Linked DNA regions of Homo sapiens: all the other regions are linked to region 4. A link is a loop called in an ENCODE intact Hi-C map of the cell type or tissue named here. Cell type or tissue: GM12878. All regions are shown on one strand.

Region 1 (5,000 bases), 240 kb before region 4:
ATGTAACTGGAATGGAATGAGTGAAGTGCCAAGTACTGGGAGAAAAGGACAGCAGGTCAGGGTTGTCAGTAGAGGGTGCTCCTACCAAGCCTTATTAGACTGTCACTTTGCAGTTCAATTATAGCATAATCATACTATTTTTCTTCAGTTAGCAATAGGTTGTTTGAAGGCAGAATCTGTGTGACGGTCATTTTGTATTTCGACATCCAGCACTGCAACACGTTAAGGCTTAAATGTGTGACTGAACAAGTGAATGGATAGATGAATGAATTAATATATTCATACAGGGCTTTCACAAACAATATTCATTAATTATCTGCCATCCTTCCAGGAGGCGGATCTAGTCTTACTGCATCTAATTTACATATAAAAAATCTAGGATGTTCATCAACTTGCCTGCAGGTACAGAATTGCTAAGATCTAGGAAAAAGGACCTTCCAAATTCAGATGTTTGACTCTTAGTTTAATGCCCTTCGTATATATTGAGCTTCCAATTATGGTTAATAGAATGGACAGAAGTAAGTTTTTTAAAAAATCACTGTATATCACAATACTTTCTGAAAATGGTAGATGCAAATGTAAAAGTTTACATTGTTTTTAGAGTGGGGACTGGCTGCCCTCTCCTGGAAATATGAAAAAATCCCATGAAGCAAAACCCATTTCTCTAGTCAATCTAAGACATTCCTCCACCCACCCACTCACCTTACCCCTCTTCCCCATCTCTCTGTTTCCTTTCTTTCCTAAACTTTTCTTTCATGTTTGTCAACCTAGATTAATGACAGGGGGTTCTTTTTTTTTTTGGCTGTAAGATTTATTTTTAAAACCTGAACTGCATCAGATACATAATACCCATTTGTTTGCAAGTTGTTGCTTTAAAATTTATTATAATCCATAGCTATCCCAAGCTTTGAGCTTCAGTTCACATTCCCTTTATATCCTCATTTTCTCCAAAATCCAGACAGCTGCCTGGGGTCCCAGCTATTACAGTCAAAACTATCGGTGATTACAGAGATGAAGAAACGTGGTTTCTCTTATTAGCTCAGTACACTTATTCTTACAACTCAAAGTGTGTTCCACAGTCCAGCAACATCAGCATAACCAGTATTAAAAATTCTGAAGCTCAGGCCCCATTGTGCTGGTAATATTTACCAGACAATTACATGCACATTCTCATTTGAGGAGCTCTGCTCCAAGGATGCTATTGAGGCATTGGTGCTACACTGAGCTGGGGTTCGAAGTCTCCTTTGTTTTCAACCATGTGGGTGGAGGTTAGAGAAAGATTTGTTGAACACACAACACTGTAGCCACAATCTCTAATACAGTTCATGGTATTTCTTTAAAAATACAATTCCATTCATTCATTATTAACTGATGCCATTTCTTATGTTCATCATAATCACTTTATACATACGTACCGAGTTTAAAGACAAGGTCTTAAAGTGGATATGTTCACGAACATGTGCGTGTAATGATAAATACCAAGGGAACATGGCTAAGAAATGGCATCAACTGATAAAGAATAAATGAATGAATAACAAAATTTTATTTTTAAAGTAACAGGGTGGACTGTGTTAGAGACTGTGGGTACACTGCTATGTGTTCACCAAAACCTATTCCCTCTCCACCCTGTCTGTGATCATGTGACTGTGTTCTGGCCAATGGGATGGTGCTTGACTGATTACAGGCTGGCCTAGAAAAAAACTTCCCATGCAAGATCCTTTCTCCAGCCTCTGGCTGGAAGTAAGGATTCCAAAGCCCTAGGGCAAGTGTTAACAAACTGGTTTTGCACTGCCTGTGAGCTAATCATGTTTTTTACATTTTTATGGTTGAAGAAAAATTAAAAAGAAGACTATTTCATGAAAAACCTATCAAATTCCAATCTCAGCATTAAAGATAAACTTTTATTGGAATACAGCCACACTCATTCATTTACATATTGTATACAGCTGCTTTCACACTACAAAGGCAAAGCTGAGTAGTTTTGACACAGACCAGAAAGTCCACAAAGCCTAAAATATTTCCCATCTGGCCATTAACAGAAACAGTTTGCTGATCTCTGCCCTAAAGTCTGGCTGAACTACAAGATGGGAGGAGCATGGATCCCCAAGTCACTACAAGGAAGGCTGTCCACCAAATATCCTCATTGGACTCTTACATAAGAGAGAAACAAACTTGCAGTTTCAAAATTTCACTCAGATTTCAGGATTCATCTGTTTCAACTCATACAAAAAATTTCTTTTTTAAAAAATTAGATGTCCAGAGGGCAGTGTGACAGACAGGTAAACTGAATAAAGAAGATGAGAATGCATAATTTTAAGGAGATACCATTTTTGTATTCACAGCGTTTAAGTCATACTGGGGCTACCACCGAGAAGGGGACAACTTTTCAGTAACATATTTTAAAATAAGTGTAATATATCCCCTCATTTCCACTAGGTGGCACTTAAGACCATTTACATTTTCAAAACGGCTCTATTTTGTAGTATGTTGTGTAATATAATCCTTTACTCCCACTAGGTGGCACTTAAGATCCTTTATAATTTCAAAACTAATACATTTTGTAATGTAATGTGTAATATATCCCCTCATTGCCACTAGGTGGCACTTAAGATCCCTTATTCAAAATACACATTTCAGGATCATCACAAAGTTTGTAATTTAATTAAGGTGGAACTATCAAAACCTACTTTATACTCGTTATTGCTGGAGACAGAAAAAGATACAAATCAGAACCTCTCCCTCCAAAGAATTGATCATTTGTAGATTTATAGTATAACAAACAACATGTATCTTCCTATCAAATTCCCAAATTAAAATCTTCTCATTTCAATAAACTTATTGTTGGTTTGATAATCATTTAAATTGCATAAACATGTTTTACCCAAATGTTCACAGGTCCCACATAAGCAAAATACTGCCCTAAAAGTCTTTGTTTACAGAGAGAAAGGTCACCAATCCTGTCTTCAAGATGCATCTCTAGTAGTGACAGCCATTAACATGCATCATCTTGCAGTCATTTTGTGATTCTTACCATATTTTGTCCAAAATACATTGTGTATCCTTGACAAAAATGTGTTGAAACCAAGTAATAGTTTCTAGACTATGATAAAGAATGTGGGCTGCATCCTGAGAGTAATTATAGAAATATTGAAAGGTTTTGGATTTTTGGAAAGATCACTGTGACATGGAGAAAGAACTGGAGGACTGAAGTGGTCAAGACTAGAGACTAGTTAGGTGGCCTTATCTAGGATAGTAGGCCCTTACAATGGAAAGAAATAAATGGACTCAAGAGACTTGAAGTAGTTACAGTTCTTATCTCTGTGGGCGATAAAGCCCATAAGCTGGAATCAGCTGACTTAGATTCAAAATGGAGATGCTGCCTACCGCAATAGTGCTCTCATGGGAATTAAATAACATCAATATCAGGTGCTTGCTGTACTGCCTGTTGACATGCAGTTGAGCAGTGAAGGGTGTTATTATGGGTCCCACTGTCTACACTCTAGAGAAGATGCTTACACCCTCACACTTAGGTTAATACTATACCTCCATATTGGGCTCCCAGTACCCTATATCTATGGTGTAAAGTGGAGTTTCTCAGCCTTGGCAATATTGACATTTGGATAATACTTGATGGCGGAGGCTTTCCTGTGCATCATAGAATGTTTGACCACATCCCTGGCCTCTACCCACTAGAGGGCTTCTAGAAGCATCCCTCCCCTCCAGCAGTGGCAACCAAAAATGTTTTCAGACATTACCAACTGTCTTCTCGGGGGCAAAATCATCCCCCTTTGAGAACCACTGGTACAGGCCATGGTAGCGAACAGCCCTGTCCAACAGAAATACAATGTGAACCACAAATGAGAGCCACTATGTAATTTATAACTTTCTAGTAGCCACATTAAAAAAGTGAAAAGAAACAGGTGAAACTGATTTTAAACTATATTCTATTTAACCCAGTGTAGCCAAGGTATCATAATTTTAACATGTAATCTACATAAAAATTATCAATGATATAGTTTACATTTTTTCATATTAGTCTTTGAAATCCAGTGTGCATACCTAACCCTAACAGCACATCTCAATGTGGACTCAGCACCTTACAAGTGCCCAACAGCTCCATGGGGTTAAGGGCTACTATATTGAACAGTGCGGAGACAGTATCTCATAGCGTGCATTTTTATATACTGATACCATCTTATTTTCTTCCCCCCATTTCACCATCATCCTCCTTTATCTTATTAGTTTCAAATTTTTAACCACATACGGTATTACATAGTTTCTTTTTATTGCAATAAGAGCTGGTAGGAATAAATTATCAACAAGTGGCCCCTCTCTCCAGTTCCTCCACCATGGCCACTGCTACCTTTGTTGGCTTAAAACACACTTGCATTTAGCCACCCTGCTTCCCATGTATCTGTGTTATGTCTGCCCCCATTACCCATAGAAGTCTCTATCTCTTCATCAAATCATTCTCTGTGCTGACTAATGTTTACCTTCTAGAATTATTCCCATTTATATGGAGACAGCCATATTGTCTCCTTGGGAAAATTGCTTAAATCTTGCATGGAATGAGTCAGCAAACTTTAATGTGATGTTCTGCAAGCCATATGGACTCAACCAACATCTACTGAAGAGCGCTTCATCCTTACATGAGGCTACTTGTTTTACTTATCCTCAAAATAATGAGCCTTCTTGCTGAAAGCGGCAGGTCCCAGTAGCCCACCTTAAGCTTTTTCTCCTCAATGATCAACAGCTTTGATGTACTATAAAAGGAAGTTTTAAGGGCCTCTGCCCTCCTTTAAGTCACCATATTTTTTCCCCATATTCCATAACCACCCGGCATCTCTCATCCCCATGCCCATCTGTGTTGAAGCAGACACCGATTCTGGGGCTGCATTCCAGTCTCTCATTAACAGTGGCCTGGCTTACATCTGACAGTAAGTACGATCCAAGATGGCCCTGATTAACATCCTAGAGAAGAGGAATCTGTGATATGTTCA
Region 2 (5,000 bases), 930 kb after region 4:
TTGGCCTCTCTGAGCAGCGTTCCTTCCTTCTGGGTGTGGGGCAGGACCCTTTCTGGAATGGGAGTCTTATGACCTACAATCAAACCATGTTGGTCAGATAATTTCTTTATGGCCAGTCTTTACACAGGGCAGAGGGAAAATTAGAGTCATATTTTTAGGTTTTAAGGCTGGCTTTGGGGAAAGGGGGTTCTAGTTTCTATGACCCACCTTGGGGAAGAGGGATTCTAGTTTCTATGGCTAGCCTCCAGGGATAACAGAAATTAAAAAACAGGAGGGCAGGAGAAGGTCAAAGAAATACTTTTGTTTCTGAGGCCTTCATTTTGGGATATTGTTTTTTGAGCTCCAACAAAATATTCTTGGGGCAAGCCAAAGAATAAAGAAAAGGAGGAAATAAGAAAGAAGCTAAATACCATATTTTCTAGCCCAGGAATCCAGTTTCCCATAACAAAAGTAAGTGAACGCACGTGTAGAATATGCCTAAGCAATGCAGCGCTTCCCAGCAGCACTTAGCTCACTGCCTTGTGTCTAAGCAGTAAGTGAGGATACTACTCCAAAGCCAACCTCTGTTCCCATGCAGCACTTTACACTTGATGACACACTCTCAGCCACTCTTCAATTTGATCCCCACAACAAACCCTGTGAGATAGGTGACCTTATTCTACAGATGAACAAACTAAGGCTGAAAGAGGAGGAATGACTCCCAGAAAGTCAGGCACTTGAAAAAGCAGGGCAGTTGCCATTGAAGTGAACAGAGGAGTTCAATAGCTCCCCTTATCCAAGGTACCAATGTGCTGTGATAAAGCACTTGATGTGCACCTCATCTAATCCTCCAGCCACTCCAGTGAGATAGTATGAATCCCGTTTGCACAGATGAGTAAACTGAGGCTGCAAGAGTTAAAGTGAATGGTCTAAAATTACTTACACAGGTAGCCACTGGGAAAGGCAGAACGCCAGAACAGGTGGATATGAGTCCCAAGCCACTGTGCTCACTCACCGTGCTAATTCTGCCTCCCTGCAGCTGCTGTGGCTGATAAGGAGGAGGAGGAGAATGATGTTAGCAGTGACAGTAGTAAACATGTAAGAGGGCTTACACCCTGCCAAGTACGGTTCTAAGAGCTTTTGGGGTTTTGTTTTGGCTTCTTTTTTTTTTTTTTTTTTTTTTTTTGACAAGGTCTTGCTCTTTTGCCAAGGCTGGAATGCAGTGGTGTGATCAAGGCTCACTGCAGCCGCAAACTCTTGGACTCAAGCGATCCTCCTGCTTCAGCCTCCCTAGTAGCTGGGACTACAGGCACACACCACCATGCCCAGCTAATTTTTGTGTTTTTTGTAGAGACTGGATTTCGCCATGTTGCCCAGGCTGGTCTTGAACTCCAGGGCTCACGTAATCCACCCGCCTTGGCCTCCCAAAGTGCTGGGATTCTAAGAACTTTTCATGGTTCACTCATTTAATGGTCACCACAACCCAGTGAAGAGGGAGCAGTATTATCCCCAATTTACAGAAGAGAAAACTGAGGCACAGACAATTAAGAAGGTGCCCAAGTTTGTGCCCCTAATGAAGTGGAGAAACAAGTTTCAAGCCTAAGATTCCAATTCCGGCAGCCTAACTCCAGAAGCCACATTATGCTATCAATGCTGTGTGCATTCAACTGCGGCACCTGTGTTTGGAAATTTCATACCTAAATTCCTAATTGTTTTTACAAAAAGCTAAATATTTAAATAGCAGCTCGTCGATGAATGCTAAATGTTTTGTGTGGTCTCTGTGTTTGCGCTTGCAATTCAATACTGACTCGTTTCCAAGCAGCACGGTGGAGATGTTTCCACATTTAGCCTCCTTGCCTGGGAAGTGAAGGTTGAATCACTCGGGAAATGTATGTCACCTGTTCTGTAAGTCCACGCGCTGCGGCCTATTCTTTGACAAGCTGTGCCCCCTGCTGGTCTCTTCGCAGAGTTGTAACGATGTGGTTCAGGAGCGATTTGGGCCGGAGCTGAAATATGACATAGCCCTGCGGCTGGCCGCATTACAAATGTACATTGCAACCGTTACCACCAAGCAAACGCAGAAAATCTCCCTCAAATACATCGAGTAAGTGTTGACTCTCAGCGCCATTTCGGAGACAGACATGCCGCCTCCCTTAGCCCGGGTGTATTTTTGTTATTTGTCCAAAATTGATCTTGTTTGTGTCAAAGCATTCATTCGCCAGTGGCAAAATGTATGAATATCATGCTCATTTCTGGCAGAAGAGATCCATTTCTAATCCACCTTTAGAGCATTGTAGTTAAGATGAGGGACATATTTAAAACGAAGCATAAATTTTTGAATTCCTAAAGGGGCTTGATTCCAAGCCAAGCTTTGGTCTTAGCACTTTTCACACATTAATTTGTTTAATTCTCACAACACCCCTATGAGATTAGTAGGATTTTAGCTTCATTTTACAGACGAGCAAACCGAGTCATAGAATAACTTGCCCAAGTCAAATGGCTATTAACGCGGGGATATAGGATTCAAACCCAGGCAGTGGGACTCCCCGTTGTGCTATAGATTGTGTGATGGGTTGAGGCACCTGTGTTTGGAAACACATGTAATGCTAAAGCCTTGGACCTCCCCCCACACCCTGCTTACAATCTCACCTCCAAAAGATGTATAAACTAATTAAAATCCCACTTTCCAAAGAAACTTCTCATGGGCTGCCTAGAAAGCCTTTCTAAATTCCACAATGCCAGGTTCACCCACCAGGGGGCAAAATGGCTTTTCTCAATAAATTCATGAGCCTGTGTTGGGAAGGATTAAATCTCCAACTTGCTGACTTCAACACCACTGTTCTGACAACTCTCAGTCACCTGTTGACATGTAGGGACAAATCCTCATATGCAATTTGAGAACCTCAGGCCTTCAGTTCACTCCTTCCAGATGCTTTCTCTCTCTCCCCACACATAAGCGTGACTGTAGCCTGAGAAAGACTTGGCTCACAAAGAGATCTCGTGCTCAGCTGGACACATTCACACACTCTTCCACTCTCCTTTTTAAAGTTCTTGGGGACAGGTGAAACTGGCTGCCATTTGAAAAGGTGGCCTGCACAACCGGAGTTGATTTTCAGACAATTAAAATGCATTTCTTTTCCTACTTTGTGTACCCACATTTTACCAGGTTGAACATTGTATGGTCAAAAACGTCTCAGAGATATCTGGCTTGAGTAAGAATCCTGAAAAGTCTGTAATAATGTTCTCATTCATAAATTCCTTTGACCAACAAATATTCATTGAGCATTTTATATAGCACTCACATTAGGATAGTAGAAAATACTAATATGTATGAATTATATTCCTGGCCATTGAGGAACTTGTGGTCTGATTGTAAAAACAAGATATAAAGATAGGAAAAGTAATTATTTAAAATAATGATACAAGTAGGATTACAAGAAAGCCCATAAGTAGTGCCAAATGATGGATAAGACAATAAGTACAAGTTGAGAAGGAAGAAAACATAATGATCATGAAATATACCATCTTAACTAGTGAAGAATATGAATGGTCAAGTGGTGGGGGTAGGTTGTCTTCCTACCCTTCTTTGGAGAGGACCTAGAACAGGAGAAATAACTGGAATCCTCTTGAAGGTCTTCACATAATTTAGAAGACACTGGTTAGACACATAACCTAGGGTAGGATTTCTACTCCAGGATAGATTTCCTAGAATTCAAAATATGGGACCTTCTTAGAAGGGGGTGGTAGTCGTTTCTGGTGAAATTGGCTCTTTGTAAAAATGTATTAACTCAGTCCCATTTGTTGTTGTTTTGTTGTACATCCACGTCCATGAATGAGAACAGCATCTCCACATCAATACTGGGCACACTTAAGAGTCATGAATCACACCCAATTCCACACCACCAGCAAGAAATGTTGATGGAGGGAGTTAGACAGGAACTGGCTGGGACAAAAGAACTGTGTGTGCCTAGAGAAATAGCCATGGAGGAGGGGAGGGACAGGGAAGAATGGTTTGGGGACATGAAGGACTTGCATCCATTCTTCTAAGAGAGGAAGAATATGAGCAGACAGGGAGATTGGAGAATAGAAATCAACAAAGGGATGGAGAGAAATTGGTGTTGGAAATACAAACTCGGATACGTGAGTGACTTTGAAGAGATTCAGAAGTTGGTTGGACAAAATGTCTCTTCACTTTACATTGGCTCCAAATGCCTCCTTAGCATTGTCTCTAGAGAATGAGGAACAGATTTCTTTTTAAATGCAAACATGTGTATTAATGATCAAGTAGTGTGTGTCCTGAGTGTAAATTAAAAGTTACTTCCTTTGGGGACTTGTCTCCATTCTCTGCCTCACCAAGGGTTCATTTGTTCCAACAAACATCAGAGCACCATTTTGTCTTAGATAACTCATCATCACAGAAATGTGAAATTAAAGATATGCTCTTTATTGCAGAAAAGAATGGGGATTAGAGACTTTTCTTCCCTCTGCTGTGCTGCAAAGCATGAAAGAGAAGAACATAAAGAAAGCACTTTCACACCTTGTCAAAGCAAATCAAAACTTGGTACCACCGGGTAAAAAGGTATCACATTTCCATCTTAAAAGAAAATTATAAAGAGAGAGGCTTGAATGCATTTTTTAAATGTTTAAAATTAGCTCATGAATAAAATACTTAGTACCATATTTTCAGAAGCAGTAACACTGTGTAACTTTTTTCTAACTATTAACATGTTTCTAACACTAATGAAAAATAAGTATTCATATAGAAACCTATTTCTTTCTCACAAGTTATGGACTCCGTACTGTAGCAGGGAGGTATGTGTTCATGTGCCCATCCAGGAAAAGTTTGCGTAGCCTCTGAGACCTTGTGGATAGAAGATAGAATTGTGAAATCATTCTATGTTTCAATCATGCAATTGCTTACTGCTCAGACCAGCTTCAATGCACAACAGCCAGCAAGAGGCCCTGCAGGCCAGAGGCCACATTAATTAAACCAGGGATCCTCAACTGTGGCGTAATTGACA
Region 3 (5,000 bases), 390 kb before region 4:
TCAGATGGATTTCTTGGTCACTGTTGTATTTGGCATAGGAAAAGAAAGTATTCCAGAAACTACTGGAACCTTTCAAAGATGACAATGAGGGATCTACAAACAAATTAGGTTTTGAAGAGCTGGAATACTATGAACTCACATAAAAATAAGTATCATCAGGTTTAACAAACAAAATCCTTTAATAACAAATAGCAATATTTATATCTTCAGTCCCTGAAAAAGTATGATAGAAATGGCTCCACTTATTCATGTGTCTGTTGTTTAGGGCTTGAACTGTCCAGAACATAATCTTTAATCTGGAAGTAACCCCAAAGCTTTCTCATGAAATTTCTTCTTGAGATAGGGGAGCTCTGAGATCATCCTCTGGCCAGAGTTGATTAAGGTACTTAATGAACTTGATTGCCTGGTTTCCTGTGTCAGCCTTAAATTCTACTCTTAGTTATAGCCAAGCAGTAGGAATCTATGAGGTGGGATGGAGGACAGTGACGTACAAACTACCTAAACACAGATGTTTTATCTGACATTTTTATCCTTTACAATACATCCTTGCCTATAATGTATGCCCCACAAAAATCACATAAAATACCAAGTGATGAGCAATTATTGAAGAGAGACCCATATAAAAATAATTATTTCACTGGCTCTCAGAAGACAATTTGTGATTAGAAAAATGCACAAATAGAGAAGATTACTTATTTGGGCCAGTAAATACGAAACTCAATGTAATTTCTAATTTAGAATTCTGTGGCTCTCCAAAATGGGTTTTACCTAATTCAATTTAAGGTTTAATTTTAGATAATCAAACCCCAAACCAAGCCTGTGTATATGTTGACATCTTTTGAACCTAGACTAAGTCTCCGAGACTTCCCTTCTTAAGTAGAGAAAATAAGAGAAAAAGAACCTTCCTAGATTTTCAGCTGGGTGTGGTTCCTGGATTTGTAATTGCACTGATTTCCCCATGAGTCACATTTGTTCCTAGTGTACGCCAGACTTTCCCCTTTTAGATGCTTGAGGAGATACTTCTATGCGACAACGGAACACTGAAAGTGGTGAGGAAACCATACGATTGTGTCTAGCTCAATAGACACAGAATGATCTGTTGTTTTAGAGCAGAGCTTCTCTCCCTTGAGTGTGCAAGAAGAACTTGGGGGCTTGTAGAAACACACGTTCCTGAGCTCCAACCATGGAGTTTCTGGTTCACTGGGTCTGGGACAGGGCTCGTGATTCTGCATTTCTAACAAGCTCCCACGTGTTGCAGATGCTGCTGTTCCGTGGAATACATTTTGAGTAGCACTGGTTAGGAGTACAGTTTCTCAGCTTTGGCACTACTGACATCTGGACCAAGTAATTCTCTGTTGTGGGGGCTGCACTGTGCATTACAGGATGTTGAGGAGCATCCTTGGCCTCTACCGACTAGTAGCACCTCTCCAGGTATGACAACCAAAAATGTTTCCAGACATTGCCAAGTGTCCTCTGGGAGTCAAATCACCCCCATTGAGAACTACTGGCTTAAAGGATGGGTTCTGAATAAAAGAGACATGAGCTGAAATCTGCCCTAACCATTTGACTACGCATGTGGTTCAGGGGAGCAGTGTCCACATGGCTAAAGCTTCGGTATGAGTATGCCTCCCTCACAGAGTTGTTGTAGGGACAGGTTAAGTGAGGATGTATTTAATCAAGTGGCATGGGGCCTGGCCCCAAAGCAGCAGTCCATAGCGGTTCCTGAGTATTGTATCAAAAAATCTTTCTATGAGGCAATATCATCCAAACTCTGTTTGGAAGGTAAGCAGAGTTACCTACCTAGAAGGGTAAGTTTCCGTCTACTTAGTTCAAGTGTGTGCGTTATATTTAGAATTCTAGAGTCTTTTCTCAGTTCAGAGGCAATAACAATAAAATAAACCCAATATCTATCTCTATGATCATGAAGCTTAAAATCTAGTTCCATGGCTAATACACCGAGCATATTTTTATGATCCTGAAATAATCTTTATTTGAAACATAGATGTGTTTTTCAAGTGGTTTCTGAAGCAAAATGCTTTGTCAGTTTGTCAAATCCCTTTCATCCCAACGACCATAGAAGATATAAACCAGTTGTTGTCCAAAGAACAAAAGTAACCAAGGGGGCTGAGATAAAAATCTCAGGCAACACTGGTGAAAAGGGTAAAGCTGTATTTACATATCTCGTACCCTATCAATACACTCCCATAAGGAGCACTAGTGTTAGTTTTTCCTTTTGCCACCAGGGGGAGAACCAAACTTTCTCACAGAGTCACACATATTTGTCAGACGTGCGTTACAGAGGCTGGCAGACCAGGGTTGAACAAAGCTTTTAGTTACTTCCTACCAGAATAAAAATATCTGCTGGCATGAATTCACGAGAGAAGGCAGTACGAACCACTTTTGTATACAAGGTCTTTTAAGCTTTTTTATTCCAAACACTGCAGCAACAACTATTTTTGATCCTGGGAGTCAAGAGACGACAAAGTTAACTATCTCTGGGTCTTCTTACTTTCTTTACATTTAAGATGAGGCATTAGGAATAAGACAAGTAACATTAATGTTACATAAGACATAAATGTACATTTGGCTCCCTTTAGCTTCCTCAAGCCTAGTATTAAAGGATGATGACAATGGTGATGATGACAGTGGTGGTGATTGTAATGTTGTTGGTTGTGGTAGTGATGGCAGTAATGATGACAAAGATGATAATGGTGATGGAAATTTTAGCTAAACATAATGAACACCTACCACCATAGGATAGATCCTGGGCTAAGCAACTTATATTAGTAGCTAATTAAACTCTAGGAGGAAAACATGGAGCTTTCTTCATTTACTTATTAAAATTTTAAAGTTAGAGGAAGTTTGGGCATCCTGATCACTCCCAGAAACCTTTGAACCCCCCACCACAGGAAAAGATAAATAAGTAAATAGATAGATATAAAGGTTATTGGTAATTGTTATATTAATAATAATTAAATAAAGAGTGTTTTTATGCTCAGATACAATTCCACAGAGCTGTATTTGTGAAGGCTGGCTCTTCATGTGATAAACTATTGGCCTATTTTCATTGTTGTCCCAATAAAATAAGGCAAGAATACACATAGTATATGGATCCTGCCATGTACTCAGAATTTTTTCTTATTACAATCCACTCTTTATAATTTTGTCTATCGTTGCAACTTTTTTACAATGAGTGCATGTTACATATAAAATAATAATGCAGCTTCGTCATCTTAGAATAAACAAAAGGTGTAGATCCCCCAAAATTACCCAGAATAAATATCACCTGCATGTCTGAGTCTGAAACATGGGCACTTGTGTTGATTAAACTGTCTCCTAAATCACTACAGATTCACTGAGTTTTTGCCCAAACAAATCAAAGTACCAAGGAAACCAAAAAACAACAACAAAATTACAAATGAAAATTCATCTGTAATGAAAGTCAGAAACAACGAGGTCAAAGCAGCTTATACGGACATCAAATTTCACTTGGCTTTGTCTGTTAGAAATTTACCTCAATGGAGAAGTGGATGTGGCATCTCTAGTCACATTTTTAGTGATGATAATTATTATTTGGTGGATGAATACACAAACTCCACATTATTTATTAGATACGTTACTTCCTCTTGGCTAAAATCACTTTGGGGCTTAAGCCAAAGCCTTCCCTACATAAATGACATCAATCAGATTGGCATTTACCAGAACATTCCAAAATCAATAAGGCGTGTATTTTTAAGAGCCTTTTTTGCTATCTTTAGATCGGCAAATGAAGGAGTTCTGAAGAACCAGGAGTGGGAGTTCCACAAATAAACAGCATGCTTCATGGTTCATTGTGGAGAAAAATCTGGAAACTCTCAAGGGGATTTTATTGCTGATCTGAAGTGACTTGACGAAACTCAGGATCCCAAATGAGGGAAATCCTTTGATAGTAAGAGTTTGCCTAATATCTTCTCAGAGTGAATTCTAAAATTAAGAGTTAGGTCTAAGATTAAGTCAGAAAACACTGCAAAAGGGACTGCCTTCTTAAGATATGCCCCCTTCTCTCTCCCATCACTTTCCCTACAAAACAACCCAGGATGAGGGCAAAACTCACTAAAATAACATTTATGTGGGTTTTATTTTTGAGCCTTGGCCTGTGGTCTCTGCCATTGGTGGCTGTACTGTTCTGACTCAATTTCTGCCCCATATCCTAAATCTATAGTCTCAGGTACAAATTATCAGCCCATATGAGGACTGAGAGGGTGACCTGCTCGTACATTTCTACCTCTTTTTAAAAGGCAACAAAATACCTACTTCCTCTCATTTCAGAGGAAAATCCACTTTCCACTTCATGTATAAAACTCAGTTGGCTATAACTTATGAAGAAATAAGCTAAGGAGTGATGACTCTTCAGAAAATATGAGTACTGGAGAACGAAGAAATTATCAAACTATAAAAGGAAATAGAGTTTGTGCCTGGAAAAGACAACAGGGTGCTTCCCCTTGCCTCTCAGAATAAACTAGAAAATAAATGAAGTCTATACACACAGTTTTCCTGATTCTCAGTTGAAATTTGAAAGGAAAGTAAATAAAAGAGTGACAGAATTTTAATGCTTGAAAAAAACACAAAGAACACCATATTGATTTATAGAAAAAAAGAATAAGGATAAAAAAGTATCTACAGGATGGACAATGGGGATGCACAAAAACCATGTGAGAGAATTAAGAATTTCAATTTCAGATAAGATCATGGATCCAAGATCTACCTACTATGAATGCTCTTGTAAAACAACACGATGTGCCCCCGGGTAGCCAAGATTTTGGTCTCTAAAACTTTCAACTAAAAAGTGAAAGACACAGGGATCCTTGAAAAGTAGTTGATTCCATGTCTTGTGGCAGGAAAAACCAGGATGAGTCTGGAACACTTTGTTGTTACCAAGAAGCTTGAATACTTTCAAGGGTGGTGCTAACTGGACAAATGGACCAGCTTAATGCAGTTGTCACTAATGAAAGCATGACAGT
Region 4 (5,000 bases):
TGGCTGTGGCTGAAGCTGGCGGATCGCTTGAGGCCCAGAGTCTAAGACTGCAGTGAGCTCTCATTGGGCCACTGCAGTCGAGCCTGGGCGACACAAAGAGACCACCCTGTCTGATAGATAACTAACAAAATAGTTTTAGTTGGGCAAAATTAAAGAGTTGGGCAACCATCACTGAAATCAGTTTCAGACATTTTCACCACTCCAAAAAAGAAACCCCACATCGACTAGCAGTTACTCATTTGCTTCTCCCTATGTCCCCTGACAACCACTAATCTATTTGTCTCTATAGATTTGCCAGTTTGGGGCATTTCATATAAATGGAATCATCTGTATGTAAGTGGTTAATAAGGATTGGTTGATTGAAGATTGAAAAGGGTCAGCTGGGAAAATTTTTAAAAAGACTGTTTTTAAAAAGGTGCTACAAAATAAAGTGCTATCTTTTTCTGTTTCTCTTTGTACTTTTTATTTTTTATTTGTATTTATTGATGTGAAATTCACATATAAAATTAACCATTGTAAAGTGAATAATTCAGTGGCACTTAACAGCTTCATTGACACATCCACATATACAGTTCAATCCAGTAGTTTTTAGTGTATTCACAGAGTTGTGCGACCATCTGCACAGTCAATTCCAGAACATTTTCAGCACCCCCCCACGAGAAACCCCATACCCAGTAGCAATCACTCCCCACTTCCCCTTCTGCAAGCTCCTGGCAACCACTAAGCTGCTTTCGGTCTCTCTGGATTTGCCTACCCTGGGTATTTCATATAAATGGAAACATAGTATGTGGCCCTTTGTGATTGGCTCCATTCACTAAGCATAGTCTTTTAAGGTTCATCCACATTGTAGCATATGTCAGTGCTTTATTCCTTATTTTTTTAACCAAATAAAATTCAGGTGCTATCTGTTAGGAAAGTCTTATCGTTAAAGGTTGGTAATTTCTGAGAACCAAGTTTAGATTTATGTTCTGCAGTTTTTAACAGTCTTGAGGCAGTCTTTAATTCAGTTGCTGTGTGAATAATTTCATCTTTTTCTTTGGAAGAGACACCTGTGCATAGCAGATCATCTTCACCTATTCCTCTGACTCCTAGCAAGGAAGGGAGTGCTGTGTTTGCTGGCTTTGAAGGGAGAAGAACTAATGAAATAAACGAGGTAAAGAATGTTTGATGTTTGTTCCCAATGGTTCCTTTATTTGTGATTACTTCAATTCTATAGGTGGAAGTCAAGGTTCTTAAAGCATCATGTTGCTGCTATTACTGTAAACATTATCAAAATTGTACGTAATTTTATGCTTAACACTGTGGGTTTTGGTTTCTAAAGTGAGAAAATTGTTAGGATTCCAGCCCTACACTGACAATCATCTTTTAAATAAGTGCAATTATTGAAATACCAGTATTTTTACTTTATAGAACAGATGTCAATTTCCACAGAGGGCCAGAGGGTAAATACTTTCGGCTTTGTGGGCCATATGGTGTCTGTCAAGGCTACTTAACTCCAAAAGTAGCCACAGATAGTATGTAAATAAAATGAGTGTGCTATATTCCAATAAAACTTGATTTATGGACACTGAAATTTGACTAGCATTTAATTTTCATGTGTTTGAAAATTTTTTTTGTTTTTCAATCATTTAAAAATATAACATCCACTCTTAGCTTGTGGGCAATATAGAAACAGGCAGTAGTTGGGCGGGATGTGACCAGCAGGCTGTAGTTTGCTGACTCCTACTTTAAATCCCTGATTCCCCTCCATCATTAACAGTAATACCAATAGCCGTCCCTTCAGGGATGGGCTCTAGGCCACCACTGTGCCAGACACTTGAACCAAATACTTTGAATTCTCGAGATCAGCCTTGCCACCAGATTTCCACTTGATAGATGGGAAAACTTTTCATTTTAAAACTATTTTTAAGGCCCATTAGGTGATCTGTAGGTGGTGAGTTTGTCAGGGATTCTGAAGACGTCTCAGTTTATCAGCATATTCTGTGAACGTCTCCTAGGAGGTGAGATTTCCTCTTTTTTTAAGGTGAGTAGGAGTTGCACAAGGGAAAATGGCTTTGCTAGGCAAAGAACATTTTTTTCTTTTTTTGACACAGGGTCTCACTCTCATGCTGTCACCCAGGCTGCAGTGCAGTGGCAGGATGTTAGCTCACTGCAGCCTCTGCCTCCTGGGCTCAGGCGATCCTCCCACCTCAGCCTCCTGAGTAGCTGGAACTACAGGCTCATGCCACCATGGCCTGGCTAATTTTTGCATTTTTTTGTAGAGACTAAGTTTTGCCATGTTGCCCAGCCTGGTCACCAACTCCTGAGCTCAAGTGATCCTCCCGCCTCTGCCTCCCAAAGTGCTGGGGTTACAGGCATGAGCCACTGTGCCCAGCCTAGGCAAAGAGCACTTGATGATGGGAAGAGAAGTCACAAAACTTTCTTCCAGACGATAACTGTCTTCAGTAGTGTGTACCCTAAGGTCTCTTGAGAGACTGCTCAACTCTGCTGTTCCAGCAGGAAAGCCCTAAACAAAGGGACGTGGCTCTGCCATAAACAAAGGGGTGTGGCTCTGTGTGCTGCCCCCTTAATTCATTCATGGACACTGAGAATTTAATGTCATGTGATTTTCACATATCACAAAATATTATTCGTATGATTTTTTTTCCCCAACCATTTTGAACATATGAGCATGGGGCTGGATTTGGCCTAGGGGCTACAGTTGGCTGACCCCATAGAGAATCTAGAAAGCCTAATTTGTGTTATGATGATTGTTGAGGGTAGGTTAGGAAATCCCTAGTTCAAGCAGTCCCTGACATGCCCATTTTTCAGATAAGAATGCACTACGAATTTTATTATTGAGGGGAAATCGTGAATTTAAGGGGCATCTGAGTTGTCAAGTAAGGGCTATTCCCACTCCGGTCTGCAGTGCGAATGCGCCATCTAGTGGTTATAGGTACAGCTGCAACTTATAGTTTGAAAGTGCTTTCTGGGAAATGGTTGGGGTTCAGGCGGCTCTCACAAGGACTCATGAGACCTTCGTGGATTCCCACCTTCTTACGTACGTCTACCACCGTGTTTTTTGACCAGGGCTCTTTCTCTCAGTTCCAATCGCTGCTCCACAGTACTAGGGGCTGGTCTGGGCCAGCACATGCCAGTAAAGGTCCATCAATGATTCCCATGCATACCCCACTGGGAATCCCCCGACTAGAAACCTACCATTTTTCCCCGGAAAATGTGTCTTCATAAATAGAAGATTATAAACTGCCTTGAAACACAGAATTGAGTGAGTGAGATAGAGCCAGATGACCTGCTTTTGTACGTGCCAAGTGCTGTTCATGCCTCTGAGATTGCAAAGTCCTGTATGTTTCCTTTGAGTCACTTTCAGAATGGTTCCAAAGCTTCAGCTGTGTGCACTGGGCAGGTGCTGGGGATGCTGTAAAGATGCTGGAACGATCCCTTCCCTCAGTGCTCCACAGTGCAGAAGTGGGGCGCTGGGGGTGGAGACCTAGGCGAGAGTCTAGGCCTGTCTAGGCAGGGGCCAAAGTGAAGCTAGGCCTTTGTTCTGGATCCTTCAGGGCCACCTTGGTGCTTATTAGCTTCTGGCAGTTCCATGTTGTTAAACTGACTATATCAGTGTTTCTGAGTTTGTGGGGGCATCTTTCTTTCTGCTTTGTCTGCTGGTGGACTTCCTCCAGTCTGACTGTTTCCATATTGAATATGACGTCCCAAAAGCCAAAGTAGCAGCTCAGTAGAGTAGGCTCTGGTTCTATAATTTGCTGAAGTACTTTTACGGAAATTCATCAGAGAGTTTTGAAATGCAACTCTCCCTTTAACAAAAGCCCCAGGTCCACCCACAGTTCTGAAATTCAGAATGAAGACAAATCAGTTATCAGGTTTGAAGTCTATTTCAGTTGATTCAAGGGGTTAAAAGATTCAAATTCGTTTCCATAATGAATCTAACAGCAAGAAATTAAGGAATCTTGAAACAACAGTAATATTATTCAGAACATCTATGGATTACTTTTTAATGCTTCATTCTCTCTCTAGTGCAGCAGGATTTTCTTTTTTCTGGGTGGAGGGGAAGGGGGCCAGAGTTTCACTCTTGTTGCCCAGGCTGGAGTGCAGTGGCACAACCTTGGTTCACTGTAACCTCTGCCTCCTTGGTTCAGGTGATTCTCCTGCCTCAGCCTCCCAAGTAGCTGGGATTACAGGCGTCCACCACCACACCTGGCTAATTTTTTGTATTTTTAGTAGAGATGGGGTTTCAACATGTTGGCCAGGCTGGTCTCAAGCTCCCGACCGCAGTTGATCCACACACCTCGGCCTCCCAAAGTGCTGGGATTACAGGTGTGAGCCACCGCGCCTGGCCATGCAGCAGAATTTTCAATAAAGAGAAAGGACTAAAGAACCTAAACAGTTACAGTTATTTATAGAGAATAACTGTTGCGAGTTAAGAAATTAAAGACTTTCTTGATCTATTTTAAGTGTTTTTGCCTTTCATCTTTGTTTTTTGTAAGCTTGTGTTTATTTTGATCCAATCACTTATTTTTTCCCCTCTACGTACAATTTACTGTCATAATTGTTAGGTGGTTGGAAGTGTCTCCATTAAGAATAACAAAAGCATTCAATTCGTGCTTTTTCCAGGTCCTCTCCTGGAAGCTTGTGCCTGACAATTACCCCCCAGGTGACCAGCCGCCTCCACCCTCTTACATTTATGGGGCACAACATTTGCTGCGATTGTTTGGTAAGAATCCTGGTTCCTGCCTTCTTTCCATTTTTCATTTTGTATTCTCTTGTTAGCTTTCTGTACACCTTGTGGTTTGGGCTATAATTATCTAACTAAGAAATTTGGGGATCCAAGAAAAATTAAAAGTAATCTATCAAAGAAAAGGCATTGAATGAATCTTAAATTTCATAAAAATTATGTTTGTAATATTTGTACTGCTACTCTGTCTTTGTTCAGTAAGAGTTTGGGGATTTGTTTGATAATGTGGATGTTAATTTCAGTTCCAGTAGAG
Region 5 (5,000 bases), 630 kb before region 4:
ATAATTTTAAAAGTAAATGCAATAAAGTTTAAAATTAATACTTCACCTGTCATTCCTGGGTCTTTGGATCCGCTTTTTAATGTTGAATGCCAAGTTCCCCAGATATCGAAAGGCTCCTCTGACAGATCTAGGGAAAAAGTGTATAAAAAGGTATATAACACAAAAGGAAAATTAAAAATCAATGAACATTTTAATAACATCTCTTCTGTGCAAAGTATTGTATTCAAGATCCTGTTGTATACAAAACAGAATACAATTCAGATCCACCTTTCAGCGTGTTCATTCTACTTGGGATTTACAAAAAGGCCCTTTCTATATCATGCTCGTGGTAGACAGAATAAGGGCCCCCCCAAAGATATCTGTGTCATAATCCCACAAATCTACAAAGATGTTATTTTCGAAAAGGGCTTTGCAGGTGTGATTAAATTATGGTTCTTGAGATGGGGAGATTTTCCTGGATTATCTGGATGGGGCCAATATAATTACAAGGGTCCTTATAAGAGAGGGGTAGGAGAGAAGATGTTGCTAGACTGTTGGCTTAAAAGATGGAGGAAGGGGCCTCGAGCCAAGGAATGCAGCAGCTTCTAGAAGCTAGAAAAGGCAAGAAAACGATTGTGCCCTAGGACGTCCAGAAGGGAAAGAGGCCCTGTGGACCCATTTTAGACTTCTCACCTCCAGAACCATAAAATAATAAGTTTGCATGTTATAGGAAATGAATAGAAGGGTGATGGGTGACAACAGCTTTATAGGTGCTAAACACATTAACACAGAACTAGAGGAACAATAGAGTTTCTGTACTATCCTCAGGAATACTTTGCTATTGGTATCACTGGATTTCTTCATGCATGCATTCACTCATAAATCCCCTTAGCTTATCCATCAATATTTATGGAGTAAGGCACTACATTAGGCTTTTTCACCATCTCATTTAATCCTCACTACAATCCCATGATGGGATTATAATTACGATTTATAGCAGCAGACGTCTACTGGGTGCCTCCACGTGTTCAGCAGTTCACATGCGTTATCTCACTTCATCCCTAGGAGGTTCCCAGCAGATCATTTTACAGACGATGCAACTAGCGTAAGGAGCAGGTAAGAAATGCACACAAGATTACACAGCAAGTATTATCGAGTGCGTATTACATTTGAAGTGCTGCGTTGAGGGCTTTACATGGATTAGTTCATTAAACTCAATGAATTAAATACTGTTATCATTCTGAGTTTTCACAGCAGGAGGAAATGGGACTCTGGGAAGCTCAATCGCTCACTGGAGATCCTGCAGGTTGAAAGTGGCAGAGCAGGTTTGTGACTCCCAGTATAGTGCTCTCTTGTCATTGGATACTAACACTATTTGGTTCTGGAAGGTTGTCTTCATACATATAGTAGGTTCAGCTTGTTTTCTTTAGAAATGTAACAGCAGTAATTGGGTGGCACCTCAGACTAGCAAATATGCAACCCAAATCCAGTATACATAAAGTTCCTAGGATGCTGGAGGGAAAAAGAATCAGCTGGGAATAGGAGTGGCTCCTCTGGGCATGCGTTTATTTCCCAGATATCTGAGACTTGGAGTGTGGCCTGCAGGGACCCTCCCAGCCAACGACTGGGCTCGCCATACCTTCCTCTTCCTAGAGTAGGCGTTCAGCAGGTACTCGGTAAATGCAGGTTGAATTACAGAAACATCAAATAAGGGAGAGACGAAGAGAAGGTCCGAAGAGCCCCACACCATGCCACATGCAACAAGAGGAGGGTCGCTTGTTTTGGCCAGCGCCTGCTGGCCAGGCTCCAGTTACCTTTCCCAAGCCTTGGTCCAGGAGAACTTTCCCTTGACTTTGACGACGACAAGTGGCCCACCAGCATAAACTGCCCTGGCACTCTGTAAAGCTTCTCCGAGCCCCCCGGGGCCGCGTCCTCTTGCATAGCCAGCAGGGAGCGCTCAGACAGCACTGGGGAGTTGTTGTCATAAGGGGAGATGTCTCCGCTGGAGGCCTTGTTGGAGTCTGTAGATGAATGCCTCCCTCCCACGGAAAAGGAAACTTCCGACTGCAGCATGTCAGGGCTTCTGGCACAATGAGACAATTACAGGTGCGTGAGTTTGTTAACAAGTAGTGACCAGATTTAAACAATATGGCTATTACACAAATGACTGGAGGAGTATGCGTGGACACGGGCTGAAACAAAAAGACCATTTTGAGCAATGTTCCAAGACATGTACATCCATGACGTGAAAGGGTTTCAACGATATGACCAGCAGAGGGCAGTAAAACCCAACAGATATAACAGGAAAAGGCAATGATGGAGAAGGCACGGTGAGAATGAAACCGACAAGGAGCCCTGCATTTGCCAATGGGCATCGCTAAGTGCCTCAGGGACTCATTCCTGCTTCCATTTTTAAGTGAAAGTCTGATGCTCACTATCTATTAGGTAAGGATACACTAGTAGATAACTCTTTCACTTTCCTCAATATCCTGCATTAAAAATAATTCAGATAAAACTATGGTTGACACTTTGCTTGAAGTTCATTATGGCTTTCTGGACAACTTTTCCATCCCACCAAAATACTTACTGTACTTAGTGTAAATAAATCCATCCTTCATGTGATAAAGATGTTGATGCCACCGGTGGGAATAAGTGTTTCATGTATAAAGTAGTGACAAAAACAATAAATATATGACCCTCACTAGACTCCATTTTATTCAAATACATCTAAAATGATTCTACAAGGCACTAGTGCTTTTACAAACTGATATGATGTACTAATTAGTATACCATTATCATAGTTCTGTGTTCATGAGTTGTCACAGAAACAGAAATAACAGTGAAAATGTATGTGGAACAGAAAAATGAGAACTTGAGCAACGTGAAAAGAGCATGGGAAGTCTTACCTGGAAACATCTTTCTTTTCTACCCTCCTCAAAACTGGCCCTGACAACATCTTGAAGGGAAACAATCACAGATTGATTAAAAGTTCCAGAACCTACATCTTTTCCCCCTTACTTCACTTCTCTTTACTAGTCTTTGCTCTCTTTTGGCTTAATTTTTCAAAACAAATCCTTTTTATTTCTTAAAGAAGGTAAACACATGCCTGAACAACACTTTCCTAACCAAATGGTTTTGTGCATGCAAACTGGAGGAAGTGCATTCACAGGGATCTAGCTTCCTCTGAGGTTTCCAGCAGGGGTTAATATCGCCGGGAAAAACATCCCAGCTTCTGTGATACTGCCACAGCCGTAACTGAGGCAAACACGGGCCTGAACCCTTTTGCTGAGGACATTTCCTACCAACATGGAATAAAGAAGCCCCTTCCTTGCCTCCTCTTTGAACTCTCATCACGTAATCTTATGGGAAGGAGCCAGAGGACTGCTATGAGGATGATTTTCCAGGTCTGCAAGATCTCATTGAGTGGTTGTGAAGTGCATCCCAGGGTGGCTGCATCTGTCTCACCTGGGAACTTGTTGGCAATGCCAATTCTACAGCTCCATTCTGGACCTACTGACAGGACTGGCTACACCATTTGTGGAGCCCAGTGCAAAATGAACATGTGATGCCCCGTGTTTAAAAAGCGTTAAGCATTTCAAGATGGCCACTGCAAATCAGTAAACCAAATGTGGGCTTCTTCTGAGTGTGGAGTCACAGCCCTGAAAGTCAGCTCTGCCTATTAAAAGGGAAACTCAGGGTGGGGCCAGCAAATTTTTTAAAGAATCCCTCCAGGTGATTCTGATGCACGGGGATGTTTGGGAACCTCTAATAACCAAACCTTATTTTCCTCTCTCAATCTGTAGATGTGACAGTGGGCTAAAGGTCTGCTAAGAGCCAAATCAGGAGGGAAACCAAAGATGGTAGCCAAAACTGCAGCATTGGCTGCCCTGGGAGTGAATGTGGTGGTCCTGACCTTGGGGTGACTGAGGCCACAGTTAGGAGAAGGAGGAAGGGTGTCCCCATCCCAGCCGATTCCTGGACCTCCTCTGTCTGCCTTAAGCAGGATCCAGACAACTGAATGTAGTGTAGTCCCATTGTGGATCAGAACATTTTGAAGTGAAAGGGGGGTAGGAAGTACCAGTGTAGTGTTCTCTGCTCTTCTGGTTCAGTCTCCTAAGTCAAGCCGGCAAAGTGACCACAGCTGGGCCCTCCATCAGGGAGGAAACAGTGGGGGTGGCTGAAGCGAATCCCTGGAGGTAGAGGTAGATGAGGTGTCTCATAGTAGACACAGGCTCTGAACCTCCTTGGGATGGCTGGGGTCACAGCCAGGGACATAGACAGAGGGGGCATCCAATGAGAGACGATGTCTTCTTTTCACAGTTTCCCCACCCCCCAGTGTATCCCAGCCATGGGAGGAGATACAGTGTGAGTACACATGGCAAGCAGTTTGGGAAATATACTTATGTGAAATATCCCCTTGGCCTGTGAGGAGAGTAAAAGTTAATATTTATACAGAGTTAATTATGTGGCAGGCACTGTACTAAGCTACTGTTAACAACTCTCCTTTTTCCTGACCTGAGTCTGGGATTGAGTGAAAGAAACAAGGAGCTGACTGAATGCTGAATACCATGCTCTCTAGCAGCAGAGGCAGTTAGGGTTGGGATTCTTCTAGAATTTATTTGGTAGATAGTGTTCAACATTATTACAAATCAGTAGTAAAATGCTCTTTCTTACTTAGAGTTAATAGCCTTTTAAAATGTTTAAAATATTTCCCTATCATTTTATTGTCTTAGCAGAGGTCAGGAAGTGGCAGCCAAATTTGCCTAAGAACCTATGTCCAAGAATTATCTTCTCACATGAAAGCACACCGATTAAAAAAAAAAGCTGTTTTATTCACTCCTCAGAACTCTCATAACAACATAGGCAGTTCATAGATTTTTTAAAAAAATAGTGTCATTCTATTGTTTTATATCTGTCAGAAGCAAATCCAGGATCAACATATATACACATACTCACATATACATACATACCCAACACACACGCACATACATATACATATTCAGACATAAACACATACATAT

The links. A loop is a pair of places that touch in the nucleus more often than their neighbours do. Peaks named below come from ENCODE experiments on the same cell type or tissue, not always from the same donor. Only the 100,000 strongest peaks of a DNase experiment are listed, where the experiment ranks them.
Region 1: a loop joins it to region 4, with 8 times the contacts of the local background. A loop is called at or near these places in 86 of 110 quality-filtered maps.
Region 2: it touches region 4 in a loop (13-fold over the local background); 10 of 110 quality-filtered maps call a loop at or near these places.
Region 3: it touches region 4 in a loop (4-fold over the local background); 8 of 110 quality-filtered maps call a loop at or near these places.
Region 5: a loop joins it to region 4, with 7 times the contacts of the local background. A loop is called at or near these places in 51 of 110 quality-filtered maps.

Annotation. Positions count from the first base shown.
Region 1 is chrX:11,530,809-11,535,808 of GRCh38, forward strand. The region is part of intron 1 of ARHGAP6 (Rho GTPase activating protein 6); the gene reads right to left. Among named protein-coding and RNA genes, the nearest start is that of ARHGAP6, 130 kb to the right of the region's middle. In GM12878, CTCF peaks have their summits at 625 (motif pointing left) and 2,500 (motif pointing right); a DNase peak (open chromatin) is centred at 2,513.
Region 2 is chrX:12,699,928-12,704,927 of GRCh38, forward strand. It overlaps FRMPD4 (FERM and PDZ domain containing 4), which reads left to right. Exons shown (of 17, transcript NM_001368397.1): 10 at 1,947-2,083; 11 at 4,432-4,558. Among named protein-coding and RNA genes, the nearest start is that of PRPS2, 89 kb to the right of the region's middle. In GM12878, CTCF peaks have their summits at 1,923 (motif pointing left) and 2,733 (motif pointing right); a DNase peak (open chromatin) is centred at 1,914.
Region 3 is chrX:11,379,410-11,384,409 of GRCh38, forward strand. All of the region lies in intron 1 of ARHGAP6 (Rho GTPase activating protein 6), which reads right to left. Among named protein-coding and RNA genes, the nearest start is that of MIR548AX, 63 kb to the left of the region's middle. In GM12878, a CTCF peak has its summit at 2,244 (motif pointing right); a DNase peak (open chromatin) is centred at 2,282.
Region 4 is chrX:11,767,530-11,772,529 of GRCh38, forward strand. It overlaps MSL3 (MSL complex subunit 3), which reads left to right. Exons shown (of 13, transcript NM_078629.4): 10 at 1,044-1,153; 11 at 4,627-4,726. Among named protein-coding and RNA genes, the nearest start is that of MSL3, 12 kb to the left of the region's middle. In GM12878, a CTCF peak has its summit at 2,912 (motif pointing left); DNase peaks (open chromatin) are centred at 713 and 2,922; H3K27ac peaks cover 1,560 bases.
Region 5 is chrX:11,142,187-11,147,186 of GRCh38, forward strand. It overlaps ARHGAP6 (Rho GTPase activating protein 6), which reads right to left. Exons shown (of 13, transcript NM_013427.3): 11 at 1,794-2,062; 12 at 47-127. Among named protein-coding and RNA genes, the nearest start is that of HCCS, 33 kb to the left of the region's middle. In GM12878, a CTCF peak has its summit at 2,253 (motif pointing right); a DNase peak (open chromatin) is centred at 2,255.